Regions from separate parts of the Homo sapiens genome. Here region 2 is linked to region 1. A link is a loop called in an ENCODE intact Hi-C map of the cell type or tissue named here. Cell type or tissue: endothelial cell of umbilical vein. All regions are shown on one strand. Each heading gives the region's core, and the rest is flanking DNA. Links, peaks and the distances in the headings are about the cores only. Region 1 overlaps MCTP2 (multiple C2 and transmembrane domain containing 2). Region 2 overlaps LINC02852 (long intergenic non-protein coding RNA 2852).

Evidence for each region. A loop is a pair of places that touch in the nucleus more often than their neighbours do. Peaks named below come from ENCODE experiments on the same cell type or tissue, not always from the same donor. Only the 100,000 strongest peaks of a DNase experiment are listed, where the experiment ranks them.
Region 2: it touches region 1 in a loop (5-fold over the local background); 11 of 110 quality-filtered maps call a loop at or near these places.

The regions. Positions count from the first base shown.
Region 1 is chr15:94,404,825-94,420,175 of GRCh38, reverse strand. The region is part of intron 17 of MCTP2 (multiple C2 and transmembrane domain containing 2); the gene reads right to left. Among named protein-coding and RNA genes, the nearest start is that of LINC02852, 180 kb to the left of the region's middle. In endothelial cell of umbilical vein, for the core only: no CTCF peak of the experiment used is centred there; a DNase peak (open chromatin) is centred at 7,005.
Region 2 is chr15:94,568,998-94,584,348 of GRCh38, reverse strand. It overlaps LINC02852 (long intergenic non-protein coding RNA 2852), which reads left to right. Exons shown (of 3, transcript XR_932641.4): 3 at 304-837. Among named protein-coding and RNA genes, the nearest start is that of LINC02852, 13 kb to the left of the region's middle. RefSeq lists an enhancer at 7,236-7,315. In endothelial cell of umbilical vein, for the core only: a CTCF peak has its summit at 7,232 (motif pointing left); no DNase peak of the experiment used is centred there.

The sequences.
Region 1 (15,351 bases), core at 2,955-10,954:
TATTCAGTAAATGATGCTGCAAACAGATGTGCTCTCATCCAAGCTTTGTTGTTCCATTTATAGAGCACAGGCAGAGTACATTTAGCAGAATTCTTAAGGGCCCTAGGATTTCTAAAATGCTAAATGAGTACTGGCTTCAATTTAAGGTTACCAGCTGCATTAACCCCTAACAAGAGAGTCAGCCTGTCCTTTGAAGCTTTAAAGTAAAGCATTTTCTGTAGCTATGGAAGTCCTAGATGGCATCTTCTTCCAACAGAAGACTGTTTCTTCTACATTGAAAATCTGTTGTTTAGTGTAGCCACCTTTATCAATTATCTCAGCTAGAACTTCTGGATAACTTGCTTTTTTGTAGAAATGGTGCCAATAAACTTGTTAGATGCAGGTTTGCACAAATTTTCGATTTGTAAAAAAAAAAAAAATAAGCAGTATGTGCAAAGTGCAATAAAGTGAAGCCTGATAAAAGGATGCCTGCCTATATAATGTAAAAGAGGTGAAGATACATAGGGCAACTATGAAAGGCTATTTAGACTGACCAGAAAACTAATTCTACACTTTCGGAAGAAATCAGTGGGTGTAGGAGGTGGCATGTTCTTCCCAGTCAAGGTCCTATTTAGAGAAAGGGAAAGAGACACCAATAATGGAAGAATGGCCTTGGCAAATCTCAGCTTCATGAAGCTCCAGAATCAAAATGTCCTTTCCTGCCCTGACTCTCCCTTTCCTTCCCTGCCCTCTAATAAAACCTTCATATTTCCACTTATACCTCTAAGTCATGCTCTCGGTACCATAATATAAAGAAAGGTTACCAAATCAAAATTCTTTAACCATTTGTTTTCTTAAGATCCATGAGCAGTGAAATGTACTATTTCTGGTGTTTACTTGACATTGTCTTTGACTAATTCTATGTGTCATAAAGTGACCTGGTCAGTTAATTAGGGGAATATCAGACTTGGTGTCTGGCTCTTAAAGACACATTTCCATCCAGTAGTTCCAGTTTGGTGTGGGTATAACCCCATCTGGCCATTTATTCCCAGTGCTTTTGTAGGCAGACATCTCGATTATATGTTTCTCGCTTTTATTATCCTCTATGACTATTTAAATAAACAATGCATATCATTTTCAAACTGTCAGTTTCACAGTATAACTATACTGAACATTTCTATGAAGAATATGGCTGATCCATTCTAACTTTAAAGAAAGTACATATAAAATGTATTATCTTAATATTAAATATAAATTAGAGGCTTTTAGACTCCGTTGCTCTAGACATGAAGTTTTTGTTGACTTTTATTTTCCTCTTTAGAATACATTAATGGACATTTTTAAACAGGGGGAAAAGAAGGCTTCTAACCTGTATCATACATTCACTTCTTATTAGTTTTTATTCTCTTAAATGTGAAGCATTTATTAAAATTCCATCCCTTTAATGTTTACATCATGCTACTGGCCACACTATATTCTACATTTTGTGATGATTTCATATAAATGGAAAAGTCAAACAATCACCTATGCCCCAATAAAAATCCCCACACCGCTCATAAAGGCAGAAAAAGTAGTTTAAAAAGTAGAAAAGCACTGAACTAAATGAAAGAGAAAAAGCATCTAATGTGCTGCACTATTGGCTTTTTCCCCCTAGAATGATCATAATTTCAGGTCTAGAATCAGACAATAAATTTCTCATTATACGTCTTTGCAGAAGGTGGTAATTGAGCAGTTGAAAGTCTGATTTTGGTAAATACATCTTTCAAAGCCATCAGCAAATTCTCTGCTCTGATTAAAGGAAGGGAGAAAAAATCTTCACACATTTATTTATTCTCCATAAAGGTAGGTAGATGAAGAGGTCAAGAACAAAATTCCATTAAATGTATCGATAAGTGTCTTACTCATTTCAGAAGCGTAATTTTTGGCACTGTGGGGCCCTCCATGGGAGAAGTCCAATGGGATTCTAATTGGACTGTAAGTGGACAAAGCATTCTCTAAGAGTGTTCTCTGACTTTGCTCACATGAACATTAGGCTGCAATTGTGACTAAAAGCTTAAACATAACACTTACGACTTACTCCTTCATGACTTACTCCTTTATGTTCATAGAAAGATTAGATCAGAACGAACACAGAAAAAAATGCTCTGGGTAATAAAGCAAGTGTATCTAATTAGCATTAGTGCAGTGATAGAGTAAAGCAGTTCGCTGTATTAAGTTACTCCACTTGCAGCTTTATTTCTGGCACTAAAAGAAGCAGGCTTGCAGTAAGTTCACATTAAGCCTGCAATAGCTCTGTACATATTCAATGTGTTTAAAACCGACTAAGGTACCCGAATTCAGGAACCCTCCAATAGTGATTAGTGAGTGATGCTATTTATAGCAAAGTACAATTCCTTTAGGAATCATATCAAGAATGTCTTGGATGGTCTCCCGTTACTCAGATAGACTACCTATTTGCTTAATTGAAAAGCAAAATTGTGCTTGTATCAGAGCCACACATACTTGCCACTAAAAACAAGAACGATGCCAAGGCTTGGATCCTCCTTTCCCTTAGAAATGCTGTTAGGAGTCTTGAATTTATTCTGATCAAGAGGAGTCCAAGAAGCTTTCTTACAATGCTGAAACATCACCAGCGCTCAGGAATAAATCCAAAATATGGTCTTAAAACATGTGCGCACACACACACGTACGTGTACTCACTCAAACAATCTTTTGTGCACCAAAATAAAAGTTCAAATCAAAACCCAGCAACTACAAATTCAATTTTTGACCTGTTACATTCAAAATCTGTTGCATCCTGTAAATGAAGGTGCTCTAAAGAAAACTACTGAAGCACTGATTATCCCATTTAAAGATGCTTCTAAATTTTAGTGTCTTTAACATCAGATAAAAATAAAAAATTTGATGGCATAAATAGAAAATAAAGTCTTTCTTAGCTATGTTAGGATCAGATCCTGTTAAGCACACAGTGAAAATATTTTTAAAAGCCCTCTAAAAACCAGGAGGCAGATGTTCAGGTAAAACCAAAGCCAAGGGATTGTTTATTTTAATAAAGCTATTATATGTGTAGACCCAAATTAGGAGTGGCACTCAGGCCAGGAGATGTCTAAACCATCACCACCTGTTTGCCCTGAAAAATCAATTAAAGTCACACTTTCATAGCAGCCCCCTTCTAAACAATAAAACTTTGCTTCATCATGAGACTTGAGGCGCTCAGAGGGAACATGTTTGAAACCTAAATCCTTAGTCTCACATTACTTATAAACTAACCACAGTAAAAACAGCCTTCGGGGTAGTGGTAGAAATGGGAGGGAGAAGGAGATGACAAAGACGAGGAAGGGGAGAAATCCCTTTTCCCATTTATTTCATACTGACAATCATACCTCCTTTTGGTGAATTCCAATAATTTCTTCAAAGGCTCTATTTTTTTCTTTTCTTTTTTCCTCCTTCATAACAGAATTCTGCACTATATTTTCTGTGCAATAGAAGAGATCCAACTTTGCAAGTTGAAAGCAAGGGCACTAAAGCCATCGCAAGTGTTTTAGTAATTAAACGAATATGCATAATGAACCATATGCCCAAAGGGCCTGTTCTTCATGTGGGCCAGATTTTTGTTTGAATTTTTAATTTTTATATACAGATGAAACATTCAGTGTAATCTACCAACAGTGTGAGATAACATGCAATCAGAGAAAGTGCGAGGGACAGTCCACGCAGAAGCAGGAACAGGAGAGACTACAGAAATGCTCTTCTGAAGATTTTGATTCAAATGTGTTTTCCCCCTCCAGCAATTGTTCCCGTCATCTGCTCAGAGTCTTCAAGACACACATATAATGAATACACTGACAGCTTTATACAGGATGAGTAAAATACAGTGCCGTCAGCCGAAAAGTGTGAAAATCTCATGGGACAAACAAGAATTTCTTTAAAACAAAAAAAAAAATCCTTCTACACCCATCAGTCAGACTACCATCTTGAATTACAGGGAATCCTTGCAGGTCTCTTTCGGAAGCTACGTAAATATTATATTGCAGGCTGTAGGACACATATATTAGCAATTTGAACTGATCTAAGAGGAATGCTTACTTCTCAATGATGCAACTGTGCATAGTGGGTAGAAAATGCTCGAGGTGGAATGCAAGCTTGCACTCCCCACTCCTTCCTACAGCAGCAACACAGACTATGAATTTAAGGAGTTCATTATGCTCTTCACAAACAGACAGCTCCCCGATATTTCCTAAACTGCCATTGGGAAAGAACTAGTAAAACCTTTCTTTAAGCTTTTCAGTGTCATTTAGGAAACACTGAGTTATAATCAAAGCAATATAAGAGATACAGAGTCTGATAAAATTGCTATATCAGCTCTCCAGACACACAAGATTGAGTTAGGATTCTCCAATGCAGAGAGGAGATCTTTTTTCAAATGTGTCTGTGTATCATTTGAAGTTTACAATGATGGTCTGGACAAAGTTATCACGTCCTAAATGTGGGTTGGTCTTGCATATGCCTAATTCAGGGGAAACATCTCAGAATGGGGGTGTGTTGGGAGGGGTGAGGTTGGGGGGACGCACCGAGGGAATCCTAAAGTTCACCTATTTTCTACATATTTAGCTGAAATAATAACCTAAAAGGAGAATGCTGCACGGGGTGTTATGGCACTGCGAAAGGATTATGAAAACAAATTTGATCAAAAGTCAAAGTGAAGCCTTGGACCCTTTTAAGCCCCGCTTTGGAACACAGAGATGCTGTCGTTTTCACTATGTAAACACCAGAAATGGAATGCAGAGCATTTAAAGAGCAAGTAACAACGGTACGGTAAATAACATCTCTTATTGCTTTCACTCCTAATTCAGAGTTTATGCCTTTGACACCGTCTAGGTTACTTGATCTAGTGGTCTCAGTGGAAAGACAGATAAACTTCAACTGCAGGCAGAAGACAAAAATTGACAAGGAGCGTCACCTTTCCTGACTGTTTAAATCCTTTAAGGAAGTGTCTGAGCAATTAGAGAGGGAGTGTAATCTTTGCAGAGTGCATTAACACTCTGCGACCTCCCAGACAATAGATCAGACCTCAGACACATAATGCTTCCCTAAGGCTTTTTAGCCAGTGTATTTGATCTCTTAGTCACTCCTGTGTTACTGTAGGTATCATCCACATAGAAGGCATTATTCATGAGCACTACTGTCCACTGACTCTCAGGCTGGACTGCAGTCAAGCAAAAAGCAGGAAAGACACCATAATTCTCTGCAGCACTTCCTGTATCTTTAAGATGGAAGCTGGTGGTAGGTCCAGATCTCTGGAAAATATTCTTTCACATTTATCTTTAAGCTACGAAGTCTGTAATGTAAAAAAGTGTATTAGCAACATTAATACCCATAGGTCATTAGATGATCATGGGGCGTGAATGGAACCAACCCCCAAAACATGCCACACTTTTTGTTTGTAAAATGAACTTCATAAGAGAGTCATTGGGAAAAATACCATGAGTGATAAACAACACTGGAATATGCAAAAGAAAGCAAAGGGGGAAAATCAAATAAAATCCTTGCACTGCAAGCTTTTAAATCTTCATCTATCCTGCAGGTTACTCTGCAGGACACACTAGTCAGGCAATAACCTATTTCCTGATGAACACGTCCTGTTCCAACTGCTAATCTCACAGTGGAAGCTTGGCTTTTACCATTTATTATAAACATTTTCAAGAACTGCTTACCACGATGTATTTTTTAACGGATTAGATTTTGGTCAGCTGCTAACAGAGCAGAGAACTGAATATTTTTTATATGAAGGCTGCAAAATAGGTTTTCAGAGTGTCTGACTTGCATTCCACTCCTCTCCCTCATGAGTAATTGGAAGAACAATTGAAACAGAATATAAGAAGGCCAGAGGTTTCTTTTCTTTCTTTTTCTGCCTCTTCTATTATATCATAAAAAAAATTCTGGATCCAAGGGTACAGCATATAAGACATTACTGGTTTGAACTTTACCATAAGACTTAGGGAAATGTTCAGAAGAAAGGCAGAGACTGCAATTCACATAATTTGCTCAAGACCATCACAGTTATCTGTTGATGACACTCAACATCTAAAGCCTAAAGTGTTTAAACCAAAATAATTACATTTTCTTAGAATCAAGGCAGCTCCACCTTGAAAATGTACACTGCAAAGGTTTTCTAAATGAGACTACAAGAAAATAGGAAAGTTGAAAATTAGTTTTATCCTTTAGAGTTTGCATTTTCAGATTCAAACTTAAAAAACCATAAATGAATATATATAGTCACAAAAAGCAATTTAAAAACTCTTGAACCTTAACTAGCAGAAAAGAAAGATCTCCTGTCTTCCAAATGCTTTCACTTTGCTTTGACAATGCCTCATGCCCAAAATAACTAAAAGAATTGAAAAAATGTTATCATATTCACTATGTATTGTCTAATGTTAAAAATATACATATTTATGTTTTGTTTTTATCCCTAGATAAAATAGCTTTCAAGAAATTTGTGATCCTAGTCACATTAAAACTAACTTGAAACACCTAACTAAGGGAGGAAATGGCCTCTGGAAGCAACTAGATTTGATACTATGATATGAAGGAATGTCTCTGTGAACACACACACACACACACACACACTCAGCGTCATGCCTAAGCAAGCCATGTCACACCCAAGAGCAAAGGCCTTTATAGAAGTGAAACCTAGCCAATGACATAAGCATCAAATTTTAGCTGCAGGTTAAAGAACGTAAAAATGAAATTAAAAAAAAAAGAAGCCTTAAAATGGTTATTTTCCTAATGAAATCTGTACCAACTGGGCAGTAATCTGGATCTTATTTCTTCTGCATAAGGAAGAATGTGCTACAGAATATTCAAGAAAATTATTATAAAAACAGAAAAGTACACAACATGAAAATTTGAATTTTTTTTACTAATGTAATAATTTCTGCTTATAGACGATTGTATCAAATTAAAAATAAATTGCTGAAATTAAAATCCCCAAGAAGTAGCCCACAGAAATTTACCTTAGGATTTTATCATTTATGAGTTTCTATCGCCACCTGCAGGACTATCTTTAAGTAAACTCAAGCGATTGCCAAGCTATTTGTTATTTTTCTTTCCTTTTCCTTTTTTCTCTCCCTCCTCTTATTCCCCAACCCTGTTTTTGATTAAATTTCCAGGAAATCAATTTTTTGAAAACATGTAGATTATCAAAAATGTAAAAATCGCCAATGAAATGCAAAATCAAATTTGCCGAAAGAGGTGCAGTTAATGAGGCCACAGTCGGCTAATTTTTTTTCACAGCTAAACACACTATGCATTTTCCTATTGTGAAAAGTAGAATTTGGGGATGGGGGTAATGAATTAGCCTATAAAAGTTTCCTTGCAAAAAAAATTGAGGGTCTCGGTGATTTCCAAGGAAAACTGCTCTTGCTATGGGACACAAAATGTTTATAATTGCATGTACCTAGCTTAACCCAGAGCAGAAGAAATGTGGCTATTAACAAAGGCATACTTAGCTGAAGAAGCAATACTCTATTCCTTAAAGAGAAGACAATGTAAGACAAGGCTTCACTAACAGCATCGCTAAAGCCTAATAAAGAGCAAGGTTTTAGAGCAGAAGTCAAAACTTAAACACCTCCCAAACACAAAAACACCGTTCATCATCATCATCATCCTTGTCATCATTGTGATCATCGTTATCATCTTCATTACTCTCATCACCATGGACACAACATTTTGATGAGGAAAATTCACCTGTTCCAACGGAAGAGTCAGTCAAGTGAGCACGAGGTAGCAATACAGATTTACATCTCCCTACGGCATGTTACCACTCTGAATAGCAACTCCACAGACTCACAAACTATTTTTACTCAAATGTAAGACCTGAGGGAAAATGTACCTAAAAAAAAAAAAAGCAGAGTCCAAGGATCCTGTGTATATGCAGTTTGTACTCAAGAACTAAAACCGTAATTTCAAAGTTTATGACTATACAAGCCGTGCATTGTAAAAGTAGTGTAGGACTGAGAATCCTCTATTCAAACAAATGAGGAGGCCTTGGGAAAATCACTTTCTGAAGCCTGCAGCTTTCTTCTTCCCCTCAGACTGACCATGAAAGCCCCTCCTACCTCATTCTGTGGCTCCATCTTTCCTATATTAAAAACAACAGCTGTTGGGTCTTGCCTAACACCAATGGGGCCCACAAGTATATTTCTGTTTTGTTTTGGGTTTTTTCCTTGACAAAATGAAGCATCCCAGACAATGAATTAAAACAGAAATTTTAAAGAGCTTGGGAAGCAATAGAAAAGTCATTTTAAAAGGCCAAAACCAATATGGATTTAGGTAATAAGAGAATCCCAGGGAGACTAGAACAGTCAGTAAACACTGTGCAAGAGCAAGGCTTAGATGATTACATATTGAACCTGATTTTGATTAAATATCAAAATCTTTTTTTTTGTATACGTGAGATGGGGATGATCAGGCTTTATAATAAAAATCTCCCTCTAAAACACATCTGTTATTTAAAAAGCCAATGACACAACCCCTAGATAAAGGGAGCAGTAACAAAACACACCTTTCTAAATCATAAATCAAATGGCAAAAGTACAACACGCTGTAGTAAACCCTGACCAGACCACAAAGAAGGCTTCTCTCCATAAACATCAGATCAGGCAGCTAGAACGATTACTGGGCTCTCTAGTAACTGTCACCTGTGGTGGGTCTAATTACAGGCTACCCCAGCAAGCACGCCCACATCACACAGCAATAAAAGGGCCCTCCGCTTGCCAAGCACAGCCAGACAATGGCGAGCACATGCCACCTGATGGGGAGCCCCAAAAGATCAGCCAGAGAGACTAATAAAAATGACAGCTTAGAAACAAATGACAAAGCTCAGACTGCAAAAAAAGAAAAAAAAAAAAAAAGCAATATCAAATTAGCCAGATATCTAAGTGCTGAGCATGTTCTTCAACAGGTCAAAACCTACATAAGGAATTGGTTATAACTGTTTTCACACACACCAGGTCCCCCTATTTCTAAATATTCTTTTCTGTTTTTGCATCACACAAAATGTTTGCACATCCAGGTGTCACATACAGAAACAAATGAAAGGGGAGAAAAGGCATTCAGTTCTGAAAATATCAAAAATAGAATCTTCTCAGATTCAGGGGCTGTGATGGCAGTTAGAGATTTTCCAGCTCTCTTCCTCCTCCTGGCTGCCTTTTGGCCATTTTGCTACTAGTTAGCACAATTCCTGGATGGGCAGGATCAAGAAAAAGCCAGAAAAATGCATAACAGACAAGAATATGATGAAGCTGCCAGGTTGTTTTTGGATTTTAGCTACTGATGCGGCCACAGGCTATTATGATCAACGGAGGTGTACGAATAAAAAGAAAGCAACATCTGGTAACAGATGATTTTCACTAGTTCTAGCACCCTTCCAAGAAGCATTGATTAGATGCCTACTGTGTACCCAACATTATCCTAAGCAGTAAGGATATGCACAAAGATGAAAGACTGGGCCTTTGCCTTTCTGCAGCTTGCAATATACTAAAACAATCCTTCAATCATGAGGCTGTGTTACACTGCATAACTATATAACACATGACATTAACCGGAAGTATTAAGTCATTGAAATAAAATACCTCTTCTTTTTTTTTTTCTTTTTTTGAGACGGGGTCTCACTCTGTTGCCCAGGCTGGACTCAAACTCCGCCTCTGTCTCTGAAAGTGCTGGAACTATAGGCATAAGCCATCTATTTTTGACATGAACTGAATTTATTAGGTCAAGCATGAAGAGTATCATCATAGCCTTGAGGGAGAACTCTGCTTGGCATCTGGTGGTTAAATAGACATTAAGTAGCCCTGGAAATGATTGACTCCTGAACACCAACCACAGCACACAATACCAAGCTTTGCATTTCCACCCTGTCATTGAACAGGTTCTCAACAAGTCCAGGTCCACAAAAACAGTTTGCAATGAAATAGCACATGAGTGTGTGTGTGTGTTTTAGCGAGGCCTTTCTCTGAATTTGAAGAATACCATCACCCACCAATAGTTATATCAGATAGCAGTAATTCCTACCCATACTTGTAACCCATTCCATGTTTTTAAAATATTTCCATGCTTATGACCTAATTTAATTCCCAAAGAGCACATTTTTTCTTATGATATGCTTGTTTTCAAATATAAGGGAGGATGATAGAAGAAACTTGGGGGAATAAAGTAGGGAAACTAAGGAGGTGAGGAGGGCTTCTGGAGAGAGGCAGAGTAGAGGGGATAAATGGGGTGAGGAGGAAGGAGAGAGAGAGAGAGGGAGGGAGGGGGAAAGGGAGGGGGAAAGGAAGGGTGAGTGGAAAATAGGGGAGGAGGGTTGATAGACTTACGAGTGCTCAGTATGAAAATTCATTCCTGCATTTCAATATCTAGCAGTGTACTAGATACTCGAAACCATCACTGCTTGTGGGAAGGGGATGGAGAAGAGGGAAGAGAGAGGAGGAAAGAGGGAGGATCGGGAGAAGGAGCAAGCCTGAAGAAGGTGGTAGTCAAACATCAGCTGCATTAAGTTGCTACACGACCTCTGGAGTCTTTTCTTTAAGATTGAAGATCCTAAAATCTGGATCAAGCTCAGTAGGGTATCTCTGGAAAGCAGAGTGAATTAGACTGCACTACTTGGGATCTGTAAAAGACAAGGAATCCGTATTAGTCAGGGTTATCTAGAGAGATGGAACTAATGGAATAGGAATATATATATATTCATATTTGAGTATTATCATAGCCTTGAGGTAGAGCTCTGCTTGGCATCTGGTGGTTAATATATATGAGTTTATTAAGTATTATCTCACACAATCACAAGGTCCCACAATAGGCCATCTGCAGGCTGAGGAGCAAGGAGAGCCAGTCCGAGTTCCTCAACTGAAGAACTCGGAGTCCGATGTTCAAGGGCAGGAGGCAACCAGCATGGGAGAAAGATGTAGGCTGGGAGGCCAGGCCAGTCTCTGTTTTCACATTTTTCTGCCTGCTTATATTCTAGTTGCACTGGCAGCTGATTAGATGGTGCCCACCCAGATTAAGGGTGGGTCTGCCTTTCCCAGCCCACTGACTCAAATCTCCTTTGGCAACACTCTCACAGACACACCCAGGATCAATACTTTGTATCCTTCAATCCAATCAAGCTGACATTCAGTATTCACCATCACAGAATCCTGAAAAGAAAATTCAGAGAAGGCAGAAAATATGTGCTTGCAAGTGCACACCAACAGAAAGCTCAGAAAAGGCAGTGGTAGTGACACAGGGTCCCACGCAGAGCCTGGACCTACACACAAAAGGGGGAGCTAACCATTTACATCTACCAGGCTATGTGAATATGGCTGTGCTATGATTACAATAATTGAGATCTAATGTTTACTAGTCAAAATTGGAATGCTCCAAAAGAATAAGTGATTTCAGTCGATCTAGCTATGATTCTGTCTGGAATCACAACTCACAAAATTGAAAATATAAACATGAAAATATGCTAAAATAGTTAATAGTGTCCTTTTAAATTTTTAACAGATAATCTTTTTAATGCGATTACTGTAATTTTATTAAATTGCATAATTAGTTAATGCCTGAGAACCTGCCAATAGAAGGTGCAATTATGTTGTAAAAATTATGCTCACAATATGCAATGATGGATTGTTCCTATTTTAAAAAAGTGCTGAAAAAAACTTTAAAACATTTTGAAAGTATATTATGTAGTCCTTCATGAAAAGGAAGACTAGGGAAACTATCTTATATATGTTAAAACCATAAGATGCCAAATATTTTAAGCATTGAATATACCTATATATTTTGCATATATGTGTATATGGTTCTGTGTGTGCACTTATATATACACACTTTTAAGATGTCTAAAACCCCTCTTCTTCTGGTTATTGTAACTGAAATTTCTTTTTTCCAGCTTTACACAAATACTTTTAATTTTTGAGCATCAACTGCACACACACCTAGCAAATGGGCAGCGATGTCTGCTCTGCACATCCAGTTGTGACTTCTGGTGGATGTCATAGCCAATGAAAGAGCTTAATGAAATGCAGGTGCATTTCGTTGTGAGTAAACTGGTGACAGAACTTAAAGTAAATCTTTTAGACACAGTTAACACATAAATATCGAAAGCATCAAAAAGACATTTGACCAGCATTATTTAATGAGTCGAATCTCAAAACAGTGTTGCATTTGTCATTTGTACCAAAGCAAAATGAATCTGAATGTTTTTCGGTCCACAGAGAAATCATGGAAAACAGCAGTCCTCAAGGCCTTGCCTTTGGTTTTTACTAAACTGCTTTCACAAAACATTCAACAGAGCAACTTTTAATTTCCCAAATGTCCTCTGCTTCTTCGTGTTCATGCATGTGTGTGTGTGTGTGTGTGTGTGTGTGTGTGTGTGTGTGTGCACAAGTACATGTGTGTTGGAAGGGTTGGCTCTATTACTGCTACTGTTGTTTTTAAGTTCTATGTGAAATTACTTCACATTTTCTCAATATTCTAGGATCTCTAAAAGCTAAAAATTCTATATATGTTAAATATGGGATATTACCAAGCGAGTGGACAGTTGTATTTTTTAACTTTATTGAGGGAGAGGTTGATTGATGCTTTAATTTGTGTATCATATTTCAGTCCTTGTCAACTCTGAAAAGTAAATTCTTTATTTCCCTATACTCAAAAAATCGGAAAAAAGTCACAGATGTTAAAATCATAGCTTTATGAAGATACTCGTTGATATATGGTAGATTTAGATTACTTTTTAGATCAAACATCCAAGTAAAAATTTAATAAAGCAAAGAATCCATCAATGCCCCACAAACTTGCCTCCCTTGATACAATAGGTGTGTGCCTGAAATATCGGTGGAAAAATGAAACTGCATAAATGCAATTCTATGTTAAAAGCATCAGAACTTTGCTGTTTAAAATCACCTTCTGATGATGCCATCTGTCAAGTAAATAATATTTTAACATATGAAAAATGCATTTATATAATAATATAACTTTAGGACTTTTAATAGACAACATTGGGGTTTATAAAATATAAGTATGTCATAACAAAACACCCATACATGATTGGATCTACCAATATAAATATCACAATGCAAAGTTATCTTTTGAGAACAAATTTATCTTTATTATGATCAAATAATGTATTTGCACTGAGACACTGGGTATATAAAATAGAGATCCCCACTAGACATATGGGCCTATCTCTTTTATAGCTATTATTTCAAGATATTTTAAAGGAACATAAGGGGTGGTTATTCTCTTCTACCCCATCCCTTTTCTGAACAACTTGGAATACTTAAAAAAAAAAAAAAAAAACAACTGAAAAGTCCAATGCCTTCCATGATCCCTTCCACTAGTTGTTTTCTGTTTTTACTTTCTTCTCCCCTTGAAAATCCCTCTACATCATCTAAAAGCATTCCTCAAAGGTGGGGAAAAACAAGTCAGACTGTAATTTGGGACTCAGTCTAGAACCAAGGCTCTAGGGTTTTTCAAATTATCCAGCTGGATTCCAAGGATGCCAAATGCATGTGATGCCCAGGGGCTGGGCATTTCCATGTTTGGCTTCTTTAATTTTGGTCTCATCATCACTTGTGAATAAAATAACTGAGCTAAAGAATTATTCTCGCCCATGTAATGAGGGTTTCTTTCCTGTATAGCATCACAGCTTGGAACAGGCTTAATCCCCACACATAATATCTAAATACAGATCTGAAACAATCAGTATGGTTGGTCCCGGTGTCACTATGTAAATACAAGGACAACAAACATTGCATCCTGGGCATCAGTGAGAGGCAGAATAGCTGAAGGGTTAAGCCTGCACAGACTAAAGCAAGATGGCCTGGGTTTCAATTCCACCTCTACCTCATACACACACATGAGCTCTGTCACTGTACTTGACCTCTATAGGCTTATTTTTCTCATCTGTAAAAAGAAGATAGTAATCACCACCTACATCAGCAGGTTGTTGTGAGAACTAAATTTATAAAATCCTTGGGACAGTGTCTAAGCACTGAAATAACATGAACTATGAATAATAGTTCAAATAGTCAAAATCTGTGTGGGAATGGCCATGTACACGTCTTGTGTATGTATATAAATGTATATACATGTGTATAAAATACCACATATATTTACAAATCTATTCATAGGGAAATATACAGGTGCACTTACTTCAAGGCAAAATATTTCAGTTCTATTTGGCCTCATTCACTAAGTCAACATCTCATATTAATTTGTTTTTCAAATGGGAAAGTCAAGAATGTTACTTTCTGAAGGAAGAAAAAAGAAAAAATATATCCTTAATTTAATATAACTAAGTAAACCTTAGAAAAGGCAAGATACCAAAATATCTGAAAAACATAGGGGAAAGAGAAAGACCCAGAAGACAAAATGAGAAAGATTTTCAATGTTCATCCTAACAAGAAGAACTGAGTCTATAGAAACTTGACTTGGAATGGTCTGACCACCCTACAAATGCCCATGTTTAATTTCTTATGATAACAATAAATTCAACACTATGCAGCAACATTAACATAGCAGGTGCATTACTGATAACTTTCTTCTCTCATGTTGGGAATACAACCACTCCTGTAAGTGTAGCAGTGATAAATCGCATGGTAGAGGAAGGTGATGCTTGGGTCATCTAGCAAGGTGAGTTCTCTCACGTTTGTCCATCCACTTCTGACGAGACACCATGCGGACCTAGATCTTAAGAGCCTGCTTTTCTTTAACTGCTGCTTTCAACAAGATACGATTATGTTCATGCACATGTACATAGGCATCCATGGAAAACGTATGGTTTGCTTTCATAAAGTCTTAAAATTGACATTGAGAATAGATTAAACATGATTCTGCAATGTTCATGTTTGTATCACCTGGAGCTAGAGTCTAGAACATAAAGTTAATATTTTATGTTTTCTCAAAAAACAGAAGAAAAACACATCCCTTCAGTTCTGCCCTTAGTTTGTTGTGTTAGCATCACTTCCTGTACTGTCACAAGAAGAAAAGCCCCACCAGGGACTGGTTCAACTAAAATAGCTCCTTTCACACCTGTGTAGCAAACCCTCAACTATCACATTCGCTAATTTCAATTAGAGGACCTGACTACGGGTCATTTAATAAATCCTTGGCTTAAAACCTTGCTTCAGACAGCGCCTCTGTTCTGCCCTGTCATGCCAAGGCGAGCAGTTGGAACATGAACAAAGTGTCACAATGACGAATAAAGACACCAAGCAGCATTCTGTCAACAGATCACAGGAGAACATCCGTCAGTGTGTGTCACCCCTGACAGATATGGCAGTTGCATAGTGAAGAAAGGCAGAGGAGAGCCTGGGCTTGAGGATCCAACAT
Region 2 (15,351 bases), core at 2,624-10,623, 160 kb before region 1:
CCCAGGACAGATAAAAATAACCCTATAGTTCCAACAATATAAGATTATAGGGGGATTTAATCCTAAATTGTCCATTTCTAAAATGTAAGTATGACCGAACTATAGGTCATTCAAGCTCTTTTTCAATTATCATATAACTGTGTCTGGCAAACATACTTGCTTATTCCCAATCCCCGAATTGCAATGGTTTTCTATTCAGTACCAACTAACATGCAAACTTTCTAGCCTGGCCTTGAAGATTCTTTAAGTTCAGGTTCTGGCCCACCCCAGCTCTCAGCTCTTTTCTCTTACACTTCCCAACAGGCACACCGCATGTGCTAAAGTGGATTTCTCATCCTGCTCCAAGTTAGCCAAGAGCATCTGTACAACCACTGGGAAGTCAACTTCACTTCAGATCTCGCCTGCACCTCTCCACCTTATGGTCTGCCCAGGAGCTAATGGATTTGGAGATGTAGCAGACCTGGAGCTAACTCTATCCTGCCGCTTATTAGTGAGGCAGTCTTGGGCAGAGAGAACACTGACTCAGTTGAAAGTGCTCAGAAAGTCTTGACCTCATAGAATTCTTGCAAGTATTAAATGAGAAAATGAATATAAAAGACTCAGCAGAGCACGTGACATAAAATAAGGACTAAAGAAAGAGAGGATGTTGTTGCTACAAATATTACTACCTCCAGTTGTCAAAATCCTTTCATCATGCCAAAAGTTAATCCAAATGCAACCTCCAAGGTTATTGTATTTGGAAGCGCTCTTTCCCCTCTGAACTGTAGAGCTAAATTGCATAGAGGGGATTTCTCACATGTAGCTATTCCATGTAATTATTTTAATATAATATAAAAATAAGAATGTCTAATACTTATATATGTGTTCATTAGTACTCTAAGCACTTTACATACATTATTTCATTTACTCCCCACAGTACCTCTGTGTGCCTTGTACTGTTATTATCCCCATCTTACAGATGAAGAAACTGATACTGTGAAATCAAGAAATTTGTGCAACATTGCATAGCTAATGAAAGGAGACTCTGGGAGTCAAAGACAAAAAGGCAGGCTCCAAGATCTCTGTTCTTGCTGCTACTTCATCTCTGCTTATATCTTATCAGGGTAAGAGAGGGTGAGTCCTTAAATTTTGTGCACCAGAGCCTCTCCTGTTTTACAGTATTCCTGGTGCTATAATCTTATTGCAATGGAAAGGAAATTGAGTTTAAGGTCATAGACTTGGCCTCAAAGTCCCCTTAGCCTCTTAAATAGCTGTGCAATCTGGGGCAAGTCATTTAATATTTCAAAATCTCCATTTGCACAGCTGGAAAGTGGAAATTCTTAGAAGATTATACGAATAATATATGCATATCAAATGCCTATTAGCCAACGTATGATAGGTACTCTATTAATCCATTTTATTAATACTAGTTTGAAGGTTTTAGGTACCAGGGATCAGATTTTATATATTTTCTTTGTTCCTCTTAACTGAATCTCAGAAAAAAAATTTCACATTTCCTGACACAGAGGAACAGCTCAACATACACATCTGTGGCCTGATTAAGTGAATGTATAAACAAATGCCTGTGTGATATAAGAAAACAATTCTAGAAGAATATAGAAAAAATGTCATATTTGGCTGAGTTTGTACCTGAAAACCTTATTAATGAAACAGCACATTCCTTTATGTTGCAATGACATTTGGAGTCTTCTTTAATACAGCAAGTGCTCTCTTCCACCCTGAGACTGCCCTAGTTTAAGGCCAGGGGACAGTCTGAGGTTGACTCAAAGGCCGACAGCACCACCTACTGAACTGTGACTTCCCACATCCCAGAAAGAGGCCAAAGTGTGAATTGTGTCAAGACCATGCCACAGCCCTTAACTCCAAGCTTAAACAGAGCTTAAGTGAACACGACAGGATTGTGAAAAAGATAATGTCTCTAGGAAAAGGAGGGCTCATTTAATTTGCATGCCTCGCTGTCCTCTGAGGAGCCATCATTTGTGTGTTTTGGTGGCTTTGGGAAGCAGGCAGCCCAGTGGCTCTAATCTCAGCCTCAGCTGGGGACCAAACTAGAGTTCCTGGGAACTCATTTTTCTCATAATTCAGCTGCATTTTACTAAGAATCGTATAATTCTTGTACAAAAGCTGCGGAAGGCTACAGAGCTGTTCTTGCTGGATTTTCCCGTGAAGTATGGCGACATTTAGTTAAAACGTTCAACAGCAGGATAGCCTTGGATGAGGTGATAAAGGTCATCAGCGCCTGGCCTTCTCTCCTTCATGAGTCACTGGCAAACAGCACTGAGTTTTGACTCAGTTTACCTGCTTCCTGCTTTAGCATCTGCTCATTAGTTGAGGGGAATAGTGAAAGAACCCAATGTCTAAATTCCAATCATGTTGGACTTGTTGACACTGAATTGCCTGAGCATCTGACACAGTTCCTGGTGTGTAGTAGATGATGCATAAGTGCTTGGTACATGAATGAATGAAACACACTGGCCCTCTGGCCTGGGAATGGGAACTTCTTCTCTCCCATGCCTGATGTTCAGCTCTGCAACCACAATGCAAGTTCCCTTCCAGAGCCCTCTGGCCTCCTTCATTCAATGCGAACTGTGACTCTGGTGCCCGTCATGTACAATGCATGGGGCACCCAGACAGCAAAACTCTTAATTAAGGAGAGTCCCAACTTGGTTCATCTCACTGATTTGTTTCCAGTGTCCAGAAGGCTGAGAACCACATAGTCAGGTTGTTGGAAAATATTTGTAGAGTGAGTGAATCAAAATACTAGCAAAGGGAGCTCCACAGAAGGAGGAACAAGGGAAAGAAGGGAACAGAAAGACGGGCGGGGGGAGGAGAAAAGGAGAGGAAAGAAGACAGCCCTCCAAGGAGGATGGTGGAAGCACTTATGTTAGAGAAGCAGCTCATACATGTGTCTGCCTCCTCAGCTCAACCAAACAGCAATTCTCATCTCTACCACCGCTGTTACTCCTGCATGCCCAGCCAGCCCTTGCTCCTTCTCCAAAGCTCAGCCAAATATCCATCCTCAGTGGAGAGCCTTGTAGTGTGGGTCGGGGGTCGGGGTACATTCCTTTCCACAGCCCACCCAATGGCTGAGTCCTGCTTTCTAGGGACACACGAGTGTCCATCTTGGAACCCCAAATAAGCTCTGCAGCCGGACTGCATCTTTCTGTCTCTCTTGGTCTGTCTGGCAGCCGGTCTCTTCCTCTTTCTCTGCTTCCCTTTCTGTGGGCCTCTCTGTTTCTTTGCCTGTCTCCATCTCTTTTTCCCTTTGTGCGTTTGTGTCTCTACCTCTCTCTGCATCTATCTGTGTCTCTGTGTCTACTGTTGCTATGTCTGTCAGCTCTGTGTGCCTTTCTCTGCATGTCTCTCTGTCCTCGTGTCTCTTTCTGCCTGTCTCTCTCACTTCTCCCTTGCTCTCTTTGTGCGTACTCACAGTCTCTGTGTGTGTCCTCTTCACTCTCAACAGATTGCTTTGTCTTTGTGTATATTCTAGTGGCATCTGACATAAAAGTGTCCTGTCTTTCCTTCCCATCCCTCTACTCCTGACTGAAATCCTTGGTGGAGGCGCTGTACACCGCTTATTTAAACCACAGAATTGCAGAGTCCTTCGTGCTGACAGCAGCACTTTGGGGGAATATGCCTCACCATCCTCTCAGCTTACATAACCACATGAAGGCCTGAAATAGAATGTTCCAGAAACAGGTTACCTCCTTCCTTTACTTTCCCTGGAAGGTCCAGAGAAGCCATCAGCTCCTCGATGATTTGGAAACTCCCTAAATTGTATATACTAGAATGGCCTCAGTGCTGCAGAGAGAGGGGGGGCCTGAAAGAGGTCATTAGGAAGATTTGGTCCGTGTGCCTCTCTGTGATGAAGTCCATGTCTTGGCGCATTGACAGATAACTGGCAGCTCTCCCTCCCTGGAACTCGGCTTACCAGATTGAGCAGCCCAGACAGCAGTTTAACCCGAGGGTCAGAGGGCAGCCAGGCGTTATCTACCAACTGGCTGTGTTCCCTCCGCCTCGCTGAGTTCTGCCTTCCCTTATAGACTCTGACAGGAGGGGCCAAGCCACGGGGCTCCCCCTAGGATTTAGGGATGTAAAGAGCCTTCCAACACCCCCCCTCCCATTTTTAAGTGCATGAAACTGAACACAGATTCCTTATTAATAACATATACCGGAGGGAACATCCTGAGATGCAGGAAATGAGAGAGACAGCACATCAATTTGAGGTGTGCACAACACACACACACACACACACACACACACACCCCAGTGTGCGAATCAAAGCCATCTTGCGAATCTTCAGTTGATTAAAGATGAGGATTGAAATGCATCTTAATAACCAGAAAATAACTTACAATCTAACATCTTGATTGTACTAGATTTCAAAGGGCAGCAAGATGTGTTGAAATGCACATATCTAATCACCAGTGGAATTAACAGATTTGCAAAAGTTGTGCTTGAGAACATTATGTGTAGCTGTAACACAGCATAATCAAATTCCCATTTAATTTTATTAATGTTAAAATTCAGACTCTTTGCACATTACCATTCTTTCTAATATTAAATTGGGGGTTATGGAGAAAGCGCATTTTAAAATGTTTTCTTTCTTGTAGGTATTTTAAAGCAAAATCGTGTATTTTCATATCTTATTATTCATTTGAGTAAGAGCGTTCCCCCCCCCCCCCCATCAACCTTGATCCCACAAACCAAGTTGGGTATAATGGAGACCAAGATTGGCTGCTCCTGGCGCTGCAGGCGTCTTGTCTAGGCACTTGTGGCATTTTTCCATGCACTCTCTTGGCTGTGTTCCTTTCCCCTTCCTCCATCTGCCTGCCACTCCAGTCCACTGTCAACGATGTTTACACATAAGCCCATTGTCCTTCACTGGCTGCCAAGGGCCTGCATGATCTTCTCCTCCTCCCTCTGCAGCTGTGCTGACCATGCATCTCAGAAAACCCAGATCCCAAGATATTTCTGTCACTCACCTGAGACCTCCATGGACCAGGATCCCATCCTGGCTGAGCTTCAGAATCGCATTGGGTGAGGGGTGAGATGCCATGCAAAGAAGACTTTGAATTTTATAAGCAAGAGACCCACATGATCAGAATTGCATCAGGACTTTTAAAAAAGAATAGAAAGAAGGGGTATGAATTTGAGCAACAAGAATTTGGGAGTGTGATAATGGTTTTATTTGGCGTTTAACAGTCAGGCACATAGAAATCAACATATATATCCAATCATTGTGACTGGGATTAACATTCGGGTCCATGGTTATGTGGGATAAATAAGGGATTCAGAGAGGAAGAGAGAGAAGACAGAAACAACGTCTTTCCATGAAACAAGAAAAGAACCATTTTTTAACTTAAATTACCTAGCAGGGTTTAAAATACCACACATAGAATAATCTCACAACGGTCACTGGGTTAGAAATGCCATTTTTCCCATTAATTGGAGAACTGTAGCTTGGAGTCAGAAGATTTGGGCCCAAGTCTTGCTTTTATCTCTTCCTAGCTGTGAAACATTAGGCAAAGTACCTTGCCTCTCTGAGCCCAGAACACATGGCCTCTCTGCAATCATAACGAGTACTCTGCCAGCTTACCAGAGTAATTTAAATAATTTACTGAGAAAGGAAGGATATATCACGGTGCTCTGTAAAATAGAGACGCACAGATGTAAGGTGCTATTAATATAAAACTATATTTATTAACATGATTCTGGCTAAATTCACTTTTTCTCTTTTAAAAAATAGTTGAATGTCCAAACACTCTGCTTTTTCTGCACAGTGCCTCCACAGGCTTCATTTTTATTTGTGAAACCAGGTGGTTTTTGCCAATGAGTCCATGAAATGTCGTATTTATCATGATACCAAGAAAGGAAAAAAAGATTGGCACACAAGAAATGTGCTAAGGCTTGAGTCACACAGGCTTGAGCTCACATCCCAGGTCAGCAACTTAAAAGCTGCATGGCCTTGAGTATTTTACTTAAACTCTCCGTGTGCCTGTTATCTTAAAAGGAAAGGAAGAGAATGATACTCTTTGCTTTATTTTTGAGATTGTATACTATGTAAGCAAAACTGGGACAAAGAGTGTGGAATTGACCAAACTCCATTTAGATACAAATATCAGAAACCAAATTCAAGCTGGTTGAAGGGAATTTGTTGCCTCTGGTAACATTATTTTTCATATATAAACACATTTTCGTCTACATCTATTTTTATCTGTAGGTAGATAGGTGAAAGAGAAGTAAATACAAAGATGGAAAGAGAGGTAAATATATAGATAGTTAATAAATAAGTAAGTAGTTAGAAAGAAAGGTAGATGTAAAGATAGATCAATTGATCAATGGAACATATCTTGGATCCTATGCCCATTGCTGTGACCAAGAAGAGGTCTGTGCTGTGAGGGTCCCACTCAGTCATAAAGATTATGGGAAGAGCCAATTCTCCCAAAGAGGAAAAAGTATTGGACAGACAAAAACAATCCAAATCCACTACATTTCATCACAAGGCAACCTAGCACCCAGGTATTGCCATTTTGCTTTATACTCTTTTAAAGTTATTATCTTGCCTGATACAGACAACTACAACACGCTCCCCTCCTTTCCAAAGGGAGACCACGCAAAGGTATGTCTGCATACTTCATCTTGCTCAGAGTCCAAGCTCTCTGGGTGGTATGCATTCTTCTTTGTTAGGGCCAAATACAGAAGCCTCTACTCTGGTGATCTGGGATAACTACAAATAAAATCTCTCCTTGGAAAAGTTCCCCTTTTCCCAAGATCATCAGAGCACAGGGCAGCACTGTATGAGAGAGCTTTCAAAGGCTTACTTCTGGGGCCTGAAGAGGCGGTTCTTCATCAGCCAATTGCTTGCACCTGGATCACAGGGACGCCCACACTTAACCACCTTGTTCGGTGAACACACCTGATTCTGAGAAGGGTGACCAGAATCATTCCCCTTTGTGGGGGCTGAATCTATTAGCACTCACCTTCATTTAGTTAAGTCACCAGGACTGGATGATGGCTTTAGAAATGGAGGAGTCACAAGTCCTGGTCTGCCAGGCTAGGACTTTCTCTCGAAACACACTGCCTTCATAGACAGTCGCTCTGCTGGAATTCTGAAATCTTGTCATAAATTAGTTAATAAAGTCATTGCTTTAAGCCTCACGTAAGTTATTTGAAACCTAGTCGTGCCCCATCACCTTTGGCCTAGTTCAACGTTGCCCTCTAGTGGCTGAGTGTGACACCTCCCGGTTGTTCCTCATCTCACCAACCCCAAATCCAAGGCATCCTACAGCTGCTATTCATGATAAAACCCAATGGTCAATGTAAGAGTCATGTGACTCTTTGCACGTGTTTTCTTTAAGTTAGCCAATCCACACCTGCCAGGAAAAGGCCTACAAGACATCCACGGACCTTAATAAAGGCCTAGTCCCACAGGTCTCCTCTCTCCTGAGCGCCTCACCCCTGGTCGCACTCCCTGCTGCTTTCGGACATTCCGTGGGCCTCCTCAACCTCTCTGGGATTTGTAAGTAATACATTTCTTCTGCTTCATGCATTTTGGTTTTCCTGCCTCGTCGTATCTCACTTGAGTAACACACCAAAACCTAACTTTCTCCCTTCACTTAGGACTTTTCTTGAGAGTGACTGTATCAGCTATGGCCACTCTCAACAAAGAGATCTCAGGACCAGGTTAGAAAGAAATCATAACCACACAAAGTCTGTATGCTCTGATAACTAACACCAAAACTCGTGTTGAATTGTTTGACTTGTATAAGAAGCCCGTCTTTGCTCATTTGTCTCAGCAATAGAATAGATGTTCTGCCCATTCCAATAGCCTTAGGCTTACTGACTTCTTTCTTGGCTTGGCTTAGAGCAGTTTAAAATGTTATGTTTGCAGAGGTGAGGCAGGGCTGGTTGGCCCCTCACCCTTTCTTTGCTCTCTCTCCTCTCCCTGGCTGTATCCAGAGGACGGCACAGTATGGTCAGGGAATACCTACTAGCAGATAACATTGGGTAAATACGTGAAAATCAGGCTTCCCCAGATGGATTTGTAGTGTGTCATCTTGGTGTAGGGTAAATGCACCTGATAGCAATAACTTAAGCATACCCTTAGAACGACCCTGTTTGGCAGACGCACCTGAGTGTGTGTTTTAAGATAGGGAATCCAAAAATAGCAAACTCAGAACTTCATCGTCTGTCTATGAGGAACATCTGAGCCCCTGACCCATTCTGTGGAACATGGGCAGTACAGAGGTTTGAGGGCCCTGAGTGTTGTGTTAAATGAAGGTTGCCAGTGGAGGTCATTAGGGGAAGGGTGTTAAGTTAAAAATGCTCTACAAGATGCATGCTGCTTGCAAGTGGTTACAGTTTTCCTGCCCAGCCTGGGCCATGCAAATATGTTATCCAGCCCAATGCCACTGGGCCATTTCTGTGCATAAGGCGGTTCTTCTGACCAGTCCACCGCCACAGGACCCTCTCCCCTGTATGTAAGCTCCTAATAAAACCCCATGTCTCATTTGCTGGCTCTGGGTCTCCTCATAGGTCTCTTAAAACTGGTGCCTTCTCTGTTGTGGTTAATAGGAGTTCAGCACAACACTTGGCTAGGCTGAACATATTTCTTAGAATTCTACGACTTACATGTTTCCACTTAAGATGAACCTATTTATTGAGAAGTAGTTATAGATAGGTAGATAGACACATTGAGCTCAAATGGTTACTAAACCAGCAAGCCATAGGGAGAATCAGTAGAAACCAAGGATTATATGGTTGTTGTCTATAAACGAAGATGGTTTATCTAATGCTTTGGCCAGTAACTGGCTTCAAGATCTATGTATTAAGTTGATATTAACTATATAGTTATATGTAATGGTTTTATATATATATAGTTATCCATATAGTTATATAACTATATAGTTATCTATATATCTATGTATATCTATATAACTAGTTATATCTATATGTAGTTATATAACTATATGGTTATATCTATAATTATAGTTATATCTATATATAATGGATCTATATATCTATTGATAACTAACTTATAACTATATATCATATAGATATAACCATATATTATATTTATATGTATTTATAGCTATTTTATAGATATACACACATACATATAACTATGAGATATCTATCTATCTTTATCTTAGTGGTTCTACTTCCAATTGAACTTTGGTTCACTCTTCTGTTTTCTCTATTTGACCATCTTTAACTCTGGGTGGAAGTGTTGAGTTTTGAAATTTCACACAGTGCTAGATTATTTGACCCTCATTTATCTTGTTGCTGTTTGTGAAAGAATGAGCTTCAGTTGTAATTCAGGATCCAGTACCCCTTCTTCTCTCAGAGAAGCTGGCAGGTATGATTCCTCCATGCACCTGGAGAAGGTAGCCATTGTTAGCCATAGTTGTATTTCCTTCCAGATTATCTGCTTCTTTGAATTCTACCATTCCAGTATGTTAGTACCAAGGCAACAATATCTGAATTTGGGTACAAGTGATTATTCTCAACAAGTAAGATGAGAAACTCGCAGTTAAGAGCTTTCCACCATTTCTGCTAGTGGTGATAATATGTGAGTAATGAGAAACTCTAGTTACTCCAGTAGATTTGTCCTTTTACCATCAGCACTCCCACCATAAGTAGTTTTTGATGCTCAACTCAACCAAGTTCACAACCATATTGAGTAGATTTATTGCTGACCACTGAACAGACCACTTTGTAATGAGTTGGCTTTTGATCCTCTCTCTGACCAGTTGGAACATGATTGGTCTTATTAGGTGTGTAAACCAGCCCAATTTAGTGTTGAGACAAGATATTCAACTGGTTGTTTTGACAGTTTTGTTTTCTACTGTACCAGCCATGTTCTCAAATCCCTATTATGTCTGCTGCTTGAGGTATTTATAGTTAATGATATTGAGCTCAAATGGCTACTAAACCAGCAAGCTATAGTGGGAATCAGTAGAAATCCAGGATTATATGATTGTTGTCTATAAATAAAGATGGTTTATCTCATACTTTGGCCAGTAACTGGCTTCAAGACCAGTATTAAGTTAAACTGCATAAAACTGACACTTTTGTAAGTAAAAAAATAATATATTGGCAATCTAATATGTTAACCTAATAGAAAGTCCTTTAACCCAGGGTCTACCATTTGAATATTTTTATAAGGAGATACAAGAAGAAAACAACCAAAAAAAAAAAAACCTCAGAATGTCTTTAGATAAAATAATTATGTGTCACAAAAGCCTCTTTACGATCAGACAGGTAATTTAGGGTGGATACAGAAAAAACAAAACCCAAAACCTTTTATTCCCAGAGGTCAGGGCTCTCCATAAGAAAATTAAGAAAGTGTTTATTCCAGATTTTCAATAAATCAATTTAACCTCAACATTAGTCTTATTTCTTGAAAATCACCTTCTTGACTATAAAGCGTGTTCTCATCATATTTCTTAGTAATTTGGCAGTAGGGTGACCGAAGAGATAAGAATATCCAGATTCTGACAACCCACACCTTTGCAACTCTACTGGCACTCACAGCAATTAGTTATTTTAAACAAATATATTTTTAAAACTCTACAGTGTGAGAGTTGTCTGTTTCTCTCCCCTCATAACTTCACATCCAACTTAATGCAGCATATATTTTGTCGAACTATTGCTTTGCTTTAAGTTATTTGCTGCTAAATGACATATAATGAATGGGAAGTTCCTCTCGGAGCCATCAAATAATTAGTTATGACACCAGAAATTAGGGATGCATGGTAAACAGGTGCTGCCTATGTAATAAGCAAAATTTTTCTCTCCCTTCTCCAAAAAATTTTAAAAAGGAAAAATAAAATTCTGTAGCAGGGGCTCTAGAAAACTTCCCAAAGGCCATCTGTGTCTTCAACTGGAGAGGCTTGGACATGATACAAAAGTCTAGCAGTAATACAGGAGGAAGAGGGGGAAGAGAAAGCCAACCAGGCCCCGTCCTCACTTTAGGTGGACGCCAGCCGAGAGCTGGATTGTATAGGGCATGAACCAATCCTAGGGAAGGGTGATCCTGAGAGACAGGGCGCATCTCGGAGCCCCAGCAAAGCAAGCAGAAGTTTAGAGCAGTGCCTCCAGGCCAGGAAGGGCTGTAGGAGTGCCTGCATATGTGGCAGAGAGAGTTAAGCAGAGTAACGAAGGAGAGCAACATACGGTTTTCAGAAACTGGACACAATAGAGATAAGGAAAGTGAGGAAGGGGCTAAGCTAATGGGCATAAGGAATGTGACTGTGGGTGGATGTAGCCAGTTTCATTAAGTAAACGAGTTCCATGGTGCAGTGAAAAATCATATTTCCTCCTCTTCACCAGCCACTGCCCTTCAAACATATTCTGTAGGATAGGTTTTCTCCCCATGACTTCGATGAAATCTAGGGCAGGTCTTATGATTTTTTCTAGTGAGTCCCACATAATAAAACATAATAATAAAACATAATAAAACTGGTCATATTATTCTCTAAAAAAGTCTCCGTTCATTAATTGGCCTGTCCAATATAATAATAGATCTTTTGAATATCATCAAAATTAAAACTCCTTCCCTCCCCCAGGCTGAAACTTGCAGTCAAGGAGGTGGGATAAGGTTGGCTGCCTCTCTCTGGATCTCTTCCAGCTCCTCCCTGGTCCGCTTTGCTTCGGGTTTCAGATTCGAATAGTTTTATTATTTGAATTGAGGCACGGTGGTGAGCAAGGAGGAACAAGGGGCAAGGAATGAGAAACGTTTCATTTGATTACCACTATTATAGCTTTCATTTCTTCTACCCAATTGAAGCAGAAGTTGAAGATGACCTTTTTCCTGGGCATTTTCAGATATCACCTCTCCAGCTTTAGCTAGGGTCCCTCAGCCACAGTTCTGTTCTTCCCTTCTTCTGCCTGGGCAATTGGAAGATGACATTCAGCTTGTAACTGATGGGATGACTCTAGCCCCCCATGCCCAGGTAAACTCACAGCTGACTCTCTCACATGGTCCGCACTGTCTGCTGTCTGGAGAGCAGGCTGCTAAAGTCACGCTGCAAAGGTCAGCCTCACATCAGATTATTCTTTCAGTGGAGGCAGGTGGCACAGGGCCTAGGCACACACGTTGAATTCTGTAGGAGTACTCTGTGCCCTTTCAGCCAGCTTGAGACTGGCAGAATAGCAGACCATGCTTGCCAATTTCAAACTTCTCCTGTGCAGTCTTTTATAAGCTGGAGGTATGGGGTTGGGTATAGTCCTCAAACCAGGGTTCTCACTTCCTTTAGAGCTTTTGTTTAGGTGATCTAGAACCTAGCTTTGGAATAGAGCATAACTGACACCTAGTATCTCACCGAATCAGTAGAATTTGAGACTAGATCCTTGTTTTATGAGCTTGAAATATGTACCCATTTGTAAATGTGAGTATGAATATACTACCTAGATCTTACCTGTCTGTGCATAAAATGAAGATTCATATTCTTCTTTTAATATCTGAAAACATTTTTTTCCATAGTCCCTGTTGGCCAAGCATTTGGTTCAATATAAAGTTCTATCACATTTACTTTTAATGACCTAATTATGGCATTTGAGCCCCTGCAGACCTGACTGCTAAAAATTAATAGTCCTCCAAGTGCCCTCCAGTTATTTCTGGAAGTTTCTTCAACCAGTCTGTGTCCCGCAGCCTCCATACCACACTGGGCCTCCTCCCTGCTCCTTTCCCACCTGTCCATACCTGCTGTCCATGAGGCCTCAGCCTGATTATTTCAGCTCACCATGGGAACTAGACACAGGATGACAGATGCTCTCAAAGCTTCCAGCCCAGGGTTGCCAAACATCACAGTGTTCTGAGCACAGAGGAAAGAAAAACTTCTCTATGACTGGACATCAACCATTTTGCCTCAAACCAGCTTGATTTTTGCCCCCAAACATCTCCCTTAAACAGTTCTACCGACTTCAAGCCATGGTGCTTGCCTAAACCCTTCCCAGATATTTAACTAAAACTAGCGTCTTCAGTTTCTTTCCCTGCTTGCTTCTGAGGGAGGACAAACCTAGCTCCTGAGGCTGGACCAGTGTTGGGACTTCCCAGGGGCTTATCTGAAATGGTTAGGGGGGACCAAACTCTAGTATTGGCTTAGAGGATGGAATAACAGGCCTGAAAATGGACTTGGACAATGAACATCTCAGAGGTCATGATTACGTCAGCCACTAGTCCAGAGGTTCTTTCCCTGCTTAGCAGGTGCGGTTTAACCAGCTCCCTCCCCCACACATTTTTCTTGTGCCATCCTAGGAAGAGGAAACACCTCAAGTCAGGCAGACGTTTGGATCTCTCACATCTAGGTGTGTGAGAACTTGAATTCAGATGGAGTTTTAGAAACATAAAATGTGGCAATTCTCACTCATTTATTCTATGTAACACCCTAAAGTGGGAAGAAAATTATCAGGACCTCTGGATGGATGAAGAAGGTGAGGCATGGTTAGTGGGTCATGCAGCTAGAAGGTGGCCAGGCTGAAGTCTGAGCTCCCATAGATGGCTCTTAACCATAGTGCTAACAGCCTCTTCAGTAAAACAATCAAGTGCTGTGCTTGCTACCACGGATGGAGAGAAGAGCAGAAAGACTCCATCCTAGAGTTCAGTGTACCCATATAGTTCTATCACTAGAGAGTGATCCATCGGCAGCAGTCTCCTTAATGGATAAGGAACAAAAATTTGACCTTGTCCAAGTTGAGTCACCATGAGATTGGGATCCTACAGAAGTGCTGTCCTAGTGAACAGAGCCTTAAGCTTTTTATTTGCTTGTGTGGGGTTTGCTCTAAACTGAGAATGGCCTCAACTATCAGAAATGCTGCCCCCGAGGACTTTCTAATGACCACAGGCATAAGAGTCAGTCAGTTGAGCCTCAACATGATTTCTAATGGAAAAAGTTTGTCTTTAGCCCTGGCCAAAAGAATTATTGTCTCTAATTCATGACCCTTCTCCTGTACTTAGACATCTAATAAAACTGATGTTTAATGTCTTTTAATCGTTTCAAGGATTGACCTATAATTGGGGTTGCTTAATCCTGAATAGCAGTTCATGCTATTTCAAACATCTTAACTAATCTTGTCTAAACTCTAACTGCAAGTGTAAAAATTTTCAGCCCTATTCAACATCTCACAGAGAAGAGGAGGCGCTCTTTCTCCTGCCATAAATAACTCCTCTGACTACCAAAAAAAGGAAGCTTAGGGTGGACCCCCACTTCAGCTGGGAGACAGATAACTTGAGGGATATTTCCAGCACTTTCAGAGCCTCTAATAAGATTGACTGAACTCTTCATCACCTTCTCTAGAGTAGCTGCTTCTGTAAAGCCTTAATGAAGCGTTAGTACCCCATTAGCTACGTAATCACCAAACTTTGAGATCTTGTACCTCTTCTGAAACCAGGAGCCCTCACACTGTCCCTGTCTAGGAAATGCAGAGCACCTGGGTCCCAGGCAGGAATTCTATGGGTCTGGAGTATCAACCTGCTGTGCAGAGCACTAGGAGCTAGGGGCCTGACTCTGAATCAGTGACTAGGAGGGTCAGCAGGATTGTGCCTGAGGACGAAGACATTGGTGTGCTCTTCTCAGTAGTCAGCGCGCATGGAGCCATGACACCTTGCATGGCTGTGCTTCCTTCATCTGCTTCCTGCTTTTTTAATCTCTCACTCATTCATTTGGGTGTTTCCCCTCCATTCTAGGCTGGTACAACAGTATGTGCTGTACATGCCATGGAAGGGTATGGCACCCACAGTGAATGATAAAAGATCTGAGTAGCTCAAATGAGGAGGTGTGGAGTAAAGAAGGAAGGATTGGGAATGGTAGGTTGGGACTAGGTTGGATGTTTTTGGAGGTAACAGGGAAGCACTGGGGACTTGGGGATATCTTAGGTCTAAAAAAAATGTCTAACTCTGCTTATTTCTATCACAGTGTATTACAATTGTAAAATTTTGGTTTGACTCTATTAAAAAATCACCTCATACCTGAGAAGCACTTATTTCTAAACACAACAGATATGATTATAAAAATAAATTGATGACCAGCCTGGTCATCAGAGACATGGAGACCCTGTTTCTACTAAAAATACAAAATCAGCTGAGCTTGGTGGCACGTGTCTGTAATCCCAGCTACTCGTGAGGCTGAAGCAGGAGAATCGCTTGAACCTGGGAGGCGGAGGTTGCAGTGAGCCAAGATCACGCCATTGCACTCTGGCCTGGGCAACAAAAACGAAACTCTATCTCAAAATAAAAAATTAATAAAATAAATTGACATGAATGATGATCAGTTTTATATGTCAGCTTGGCTAGGTTATAGTCCCAGTTATTTAATCAAACACTAAGCTAGGTGTTGCTACAAAGGT